2 separate regions of the Homo sapiens genome follow, and region 2 is linked to region 1. The links are chromatin contacts, found by Hi-C in ENCODE. All regions are on one chromosome and are shown on one strand. Each heading gives the region's core, a stretch centred on a gene start or an enhancer-like site at or near the end of the contact. The rest is flanking DNA. Distances are from core to core; before and after follow the strand shown. Region 1 holds the start of RCAN2 (regulator of calcineurin 2). Region 2 has its middle 37 kb from the start of CLIC5.

What was found. Hi-C counts contacts between places; a loop is a spot of excess contacts on that map. Pooled maps may share reads with other maps.
Region 2: a pooled map shows a loop between it and region 1 (2.2-fold over the local background). The contact joins the enhancer-like site here to the promoter of RCAN2 in region 1. A Hi-C loop is called at or near these places in 1 of 37 single-sample maps with no recorded cell type and 7 of 50 pooled maps.

Annotation. Positions count from the first base shown.
Region 1 is chr6:46,490,148-46,493,645 of GRCh38, forward strand. RCAN2 (regulator of calcineurin 2) reads right to left here and starts at 1,302. Exons shown (of 5, transcript NM_001251974.2): 1 at 1,026-1,302. It overlaps RCAN2-DT (RCAN2 divergent transcript), which reads left to right and starts at 1,905. Exons shown (of 3, transcript NR_125837.1): 1 at 1,905-1,980. RefSeq lists silencers at 1,265-1,354, 1,865-1,924.
Region 2 is chr6:46,051,377-46,054,686 of GRCh38, forward strand. It overlaps a transcript of CLIC5 not described here. Among named protein-coding and RNA genes, the nearest start is that of CLIC5, 37 kb to the left of the region's middle. Within about 2 kb of position 1,860, at least 7 of the 41 ENCODE cell types and tissues checked have a DNase peak (open chromatin) inside an H3K27ac peak, as active enhancers do.

The DNA of each region.
Region 1 (3,498 bases), core at 52-2,551:
CTACATTTCCTAAAGCCTCCCCTCTGCATGATAAGTTGAGTGAAATTCTGGCTGAAGGGAGAGAGAAGTGTGAGCTGGAATGCTGTGACATCCCTTCATCTCCAATTGTGGAAAACTGTGGGAATGCATATTAAAGGAACCCCAGAAACTTTTGTTTTTACTAAACTGAGACTTAAAAAAACTTCATTTGGCAGTTGAACACCTCTATCCCATTGTAAGAAACAGGAAAGATTCAAAGCATGCATTCTGCTATAATTCATTTTGGGATAAGAAATAGGCAGAAGTACCTCGAAGAATAAATCATTAACTAAAAGGCAAACCGAGGCACCCTGGAAACCAGCGAGACCTGGAGGCGGCCGAGGGATCAGGCGGCTGGGATTTGCCTGTTCCCTCTGGTGACTTCTGGAGCGAAGCATCCCACAGGCAGGACGAACCCGGCACACTGCGCTCCGCTCCATTTCACTTTTCAAACTTGAAGTTATTTTTAGATGACCCAAGGCCGCTAATCCCAAGCAGGACAATTCTCAGCCCGCTGCACCTCAGTGCACCTACCCCCTCCCCAGCCTCTGCATTGGGAAGAAGGGATCTCTCGATCTTCTTTGCTCTCTGCATCCAGTTAGTCTCTTCTAGACCCTCTCTAAGCCTCAGTCCCGGGGATCACAGGCGTCATCCTCGCTCCTTCACTTATGCACCTGCTGCTGCTTCCAGGAAGGCAAACCCCCGGGCCACGGGCAGTGGGGAAGGGGCTCCTTTGGACCCGCGCCCCCTAGAGGGGGGTCGCGGGAGATCTCCGTCCCCACGGCCGCAGCCGGGACTGACCACAGATCTGGAGACAAACCCCACCCCCGCCACTGCCCCCACCCCCGCCACCGCCCCCGCCCCCGCCCCCGCCCCCGCCCTGCACCCAGACCCGGCCCGGAGACCAGATCCCCGCCGCGGACCCCCGGCACGACCCCGGGGCTGCTGTCAGCCCCGGCGGGACGGGGTGCCTGGGCGAGCCTGGCCGGCGCGGTTACATAACCGACCTGCTGGGCGTCCGCGATGCGCCGGCGGAGGCGGAGGCGGAGGCGGCGGCTGGGGCGTCTACGGGGGCCAGCTGCTAGCGCGCGGCGCTGCCTGCTCACCTGCCCGCCGGTGCGAGCGCGTGGGGGCGGCGCGGTGCCCGCGGGCCTTTGCGTGGGGCCGTACGCGGCGCGGCGCGCCCCGCCTCCCTCTCTCTGCCGCCGTGGGTCAGTGGGATTCTGCCTGCTGCCCGCTCCTCCCCGCAACCTCCGCCGCCGTCACCCGGGACAAAGCGGCTCCAGGGAGGGGCTGAGCCGGCGGCTCTCGCAGGAGCCGGCGGAGATGGGCGCGTCCCCAGCTCCGACTCATCGGGCCAACCTCCAATCAGACCCAGGGAAACCGAAAGCCCCTGTCTGGCCTCTTCTCATCTCCTCCCTCCTGACCCGGCGCCCTCCCCAGTCCCCTACCCACCGCACCTCCGGGGCTCTCACCCTGCCCTCAGCCCCGCACCCCCTCCTTTCCACTTCAGGTGCCCGGGAGGGCGCAGGAGCCTCCGGGCACCTGGCGTGGGAGCCTGGCTGCAGGAGTCCCGGCCTCAGCGGGAAGAGGCTCCTCGGGGTCCCATACTAAGCTGAGGGTGAGGGGGCAGCGACAGCCCAGAAGAAATGGTCAGAGAAGCAAACTGTGGTGGGGGAGTACTGGGAGAAAGACTCTTCTTACCAGATGTCTGAGCCCCCCGACTCTGGCTAACTGAGGAAATGTCGGGGAGCCCCTGGATGGTCCTCCCGGGCTTCTGCGCTTGGTGGGCGCTGGCGCCCTCTGGCTGGAGCCCTGCGCCCGGCCCAGCCCAGGCCGCTGAGGGTGCCCTGCGCGGGCTTCACAGCTTTGCCAGGATTTGCAGCCATCAGACCTGAGGACAGAAGGGTTCGGGCTGCAAGGAATCCTATTGTGTGAGAGCCATGACACAGTGAGTGGGAGGTTGGTATCCTACAGCAAACGGGACTGAAGGTGAATCGCAATCTAGGGTAGATCTGTTGCTCAACAAAGTTAACCCCAGTAGAAGTCTCTGCTTTACGGAATAAAGCAACTCAAATGGGTAAGGAAGCCTGTGGCTTACGGGTGGCACAGATAGGAACAGGACTGAGTCTCATGGCAAGAGAATGTGAATTATGCAAAAGATCATAGGAGAGTGCGGGAAATTAAAGGAAGGAGGTGTGCAGACCAATCTGAGGGAGGGAGTGAATAACATTTAAATCAGGTTTGTGTTCTGTCATCTTTCGAATTGCTGCATAAATAAGCCGTTTTCTTTTTGCTTTTTATGCCTTTTGATTTTCTGATAACAATATTACGATTGCACTGAAGCAGTCCATTCACAATCATTCTTCACTTACCCACACTACGTTGTTTTTTTCCAAAGTTGACATACAATCACGTTTTGTTTGTTTTCAACAAAAAAAGGTAGACGAGACGTTGGCTCTTCTCTCTGATTAATCTGCATTAACATAAACACAATTTCAGAATTGAAAATGACCTTAGGCTTCCCCTCGTTCAGCCTTCCCCTGGATGCATAAATCTGTAATTAGTCGTTGATTTAGATAATTGCCATTTGGGTTAGAATTGTCTGAAAGGGCATTCTTAAGTTGAGCAAAAACTTGCCTCCCTTTAATCATTAGTTCTCCCTTACTTTTTGAAGCCAAAGAAACCAAGTCAAATTCCTCTTCTAACTATCTTTAAAATATGTAAAAATAGCTAGCATGTCTAATGCACTCCAGGATCCCCTTTCTTTCCAAGTAAAGCATCCCCAACCCTTTAAACAAAATCTCACTTATTATTAGTGAGTACTTCCTAGAATCTTCGTCAAACTGATGACTTTCATCTTAACAGGGACTATTTATTATTTTGTGAATATACATTTACAAATAAAATTTTCAGCTTATAGAAGCAATATATTCATTGCAGAAATTTTGAAAAGTTGGAAAAACACAGGATTTAATCTGAGAACTAAATGAGGTAATACATGTAAAACACCTAAGCACAGTGCCTGGCACACAGTGATACTCAATATATGTTAGCTGTTACCAAAATCAACATAGCCATTTTCCTAACACCAAATATAGATATTGTTACTTTTCTAGATGCTGTTTCTGAGTTCTCATAGCCACATATTCCTCCTTCTACTGCTAAGAGAAATTCTGTGTTTGTCAGTTTGTGTGAAGAAGGAAGCATAATAAATGAGGAAAAAAATGAAAAGTGACAAACAGCCTCATGTTGTTTACCTTGAGAAGAACAAAATGTTACTAGCAAAACAAATGTTAATGGCAAGAAGAAAATACAGAGAGAAAAAGAGTTTATGGGATGGGGTCTGAGCTTGAAGAGGATTTTGGAGAGCAGGAGTGAGGCTAAAGGGTAGCTAATGTTAAGGATGGTGGTAAATAAGATCAGAATTTTGGTTTGCTAACATTTATTGAGCATTTAGTATATGCCACGCTCCAAGCC
Region 2 (3,310 bases), core at 610-3,109, 440 kb before region 1:
AGTAAGTTGGTTCAAATGACATCTAAGGTCCTTTCCAGATAAAGATTGCTGAGTCTCTTGTTTCTCTAGCTCAAGTCTTCACTTGTAAAGTGAGGATAAAGTCTTGATTTAGCTCTACGTGCAATCCATAAGACGGTTAGGGTTTCTCTCCTTTTTTTTCTGTGTTTTTCCCTGTGATTCTGCAGTTGGGGCAATCTCTAAGTTTAGGATGACTGGGCAACCAGCCACATGATATGGTTAGAGAATGCTCAAATGTCTTTTCCCTTTCACGTTCTAACTGCTGTGACATGGCAACTGAGTTTCACAATAATAATAATTCCTTGTATTTGTTTAGTGCTTTACATTTTATAAAATACCATCTCATATATTTTATCTTTTGATGCTCAAAACTACCTCATAAAATAAAAAAAGCAGATATTATTCCCATATCACAGATATGGAAATTGGGGCTCAAATAATTCAATTTGCCTAATGGCACCCAGCTATTATGTTAGTCTGAATTCAGCCTGGGTGTTCTTTCCACTGCACTGACTATCTGAGATAAACCATCATCTCCACAAAGTAAATCTGTTACTTGGGTGTGAGTGGTATTTAGGACCCATTGACTCAGCCTCCTTTTGCACCTGCATTCAGCAAACATTGTTAATGTCTACTGTTTTGCACTCCCAGGGCTAGCATGACACTGATAAATTAGTCTAGTATTTTCCATAGTATATTTCTTGGAACACAAAAATGATGAGATTTCCCTGAAAAAAAAAAAAAGAAGAAATTCTTGTGGTCAAATAATTGAGAAATGCTTCATACCACACCCCCTCTTTGAGATTTGCAGGACCTATTCTTGTTTGCAAATTGAAGTGCTGAAAAGCCTTGCAGTAAAGGGTCCTGTTTACACACTTCACATTCACCAGCTCCCAAGCTGTATTTAGAACCCTTTGCTCATGCACAATGATTGAAATATTACTGTCTGCAGATTATCCTGAGATCCTGCTGAAATAAGAGTAGAGAAGTAGGAAAAGGAACAATCTTACAACAGTTAAGAAAATAAGACAGTGTCACCAATGACAAGGGTTGTTGACAAACTTCTGGAAGAGAGAAGATAGGTAGGAAAATGTTGAGAGATAATAGAGTACAGAAAATATTATAGCTCAGAATAAACCCTAAGGTAGGTACAGAGGAGGTGGGGGCCCTGTTCTTTTCCAGGACCCTAGAGAAGCTGTCAGCTTGGAGTTGGCCCATCCCACAGTGGGTGGGAGGTATGATATGGGACTCCATTGGAGGGAGTCAGTGAAATTCTATCCTAGAACAACTTTGCCAGACAGCAGCCAACTCCCACATCCCAGCTCTGTGCAGTGCACTGGGAGCCTTTTACCTGTGGCCTCTACATGGAAAGTTCCCTCCACAGGCAGCCATTTGAGGGTGTGGGGAGAGCTTGTGCTTCCAGTCTCGGTGTGGAGGTGCCAGGGTAAAGACTTTCTCTTTCTGGCATCTGGAGATCCATTCCCTGATCACCCCAAAGGAATGATGATTGACTTGGCCTCCCCTGCCACTCGGCCCTTATGATGTAGTACAGGACACTTTGGAAAAGGAACAATCAGAGAATAAGATCAGAGTTATTAAAAATTAAGAACATAACTGCTAAAAATGAAAAATTTAATAGAAGAGCTAGAAATAAGGAAAGCCTCTGAAATCATTGAGCAAAAAAGCAAATAAAAATATGAGAGAAATGACTAGAGACAGAGGCCAAATACAGAAGGGTCAACCTCCAACTAATAGGAGTTGCAGAGAGAGAGAGAGGAGAGACACTGGAGGGCAGGGCCTGATACACATATGCATTCAGTATAATCATTCCGTGACAGACCGCAAACAGGCAAAGTCCTGCCCCTGGAGCTGGGTGACAGGCTGGTAGGGCAGATGGACAACCAATAAATAAAGCACAATGCCAGTGATATAAAGAAAACAGGAGAATAAGGAAACAGAAATTCAGAGGTGCTATATTAGATGGTGAGGAGGATGTTTGAGCAGAACGGAGTGAGGAATTGAGCCGTGCCCAGTTAACACTTGCTAAATGAATAAAAGGATGAAAGTATGTAGGTGGAAGAGTGATGTGCACAACCTCATATTGCTCAGGCCTATACTGAACAGTGCTGCTAGATGATCTCTGAAGTTGCTTATAATTTAGAAAGTGGCCTTCCCTCCCACCCAGTAAATGTACTTTAATCGTTGAGGTCGGTATTAATGATTTCTGGGAACTCATCACGTCCCATGATGTGTTGGAAAACACCAGGCAATGCTTTATCACAGTCTGTGCTTCTTAGCAAACTATTTCCTCTCAGCTTTCCTGGAAGCTGGGGTTTTATACTATGGCTATTTTTAGTTGTTGTCGCAGTGGCTGCTGGGACCAATTGCCTAAGGAGTTTGACGAGAACTTTACCCTGGGGAGAGGCATTCCTCTCTGCAGTGTTGCCCTGAAGAGCCCTGTAATTGAGATTTGACCATTTACAACCTCTGAGAACTAGATACCATATCATGAAATGCAAGATCAGGTAGCTTTGCTGTGTGCTCAGCAGTCAGCAAGAAACTGTCCAAAGTTATTTTGACCAGTGGATCATTCATTTGGTCAGTTCCTATTCAAAACCTTTGACTGAGATAAAGAAGCCTGTTTTGCTTTGGAATTGATGCTTGGGAAGCTCCAGGTGGGGGTAGGCTGGGGGATGTTTGCCCTCAAAATGATTTTTCACAAGAGTACCCCAGACTTGTGTGTTCCTTCACAGCCAGTCAAACGAGGGACCGACTGGCATTCAGGAAAGCAACCTGAAAGATCTAGTTGGGATATTCTGGCAGGTATCTAATCTGCCAGCACTTGCCCTTCCTTCTCTGCTCCAAGGCAATGAGAACAAGACTGGCTATAAAACCCACCACTGCCAAAACCATCTTCCCAAAGCACACTTCTGACCTTGCAAAGTCCCTGTTTAAAACCCTCAGATTCTCCCTGCCACAGACCAAACACACTCTAAAAGTCTTAGCTGCTACTCAAAGGCCTCCTGTGATCCAAGCTAATCCCTGGGTATAATTTCATTTCTCCAGCTCCTCCACTTTCAACCCCCTTATGCATCATCCAAATATTATTGAATGTTCCCTATAAACGAGTGATGATTTCCCACCTCGATGCCTTTTATAGACTATTTGTGTCTCCCCCACACCCCTGACAACAAATTCATATGTTGAATCCCTAACCACTATTATGGCTATATTTGGAGTTGGGGCCTCTAAGGAAGTAATTAAGGCTGAATGAGGCCATAGGGCGGGGGCC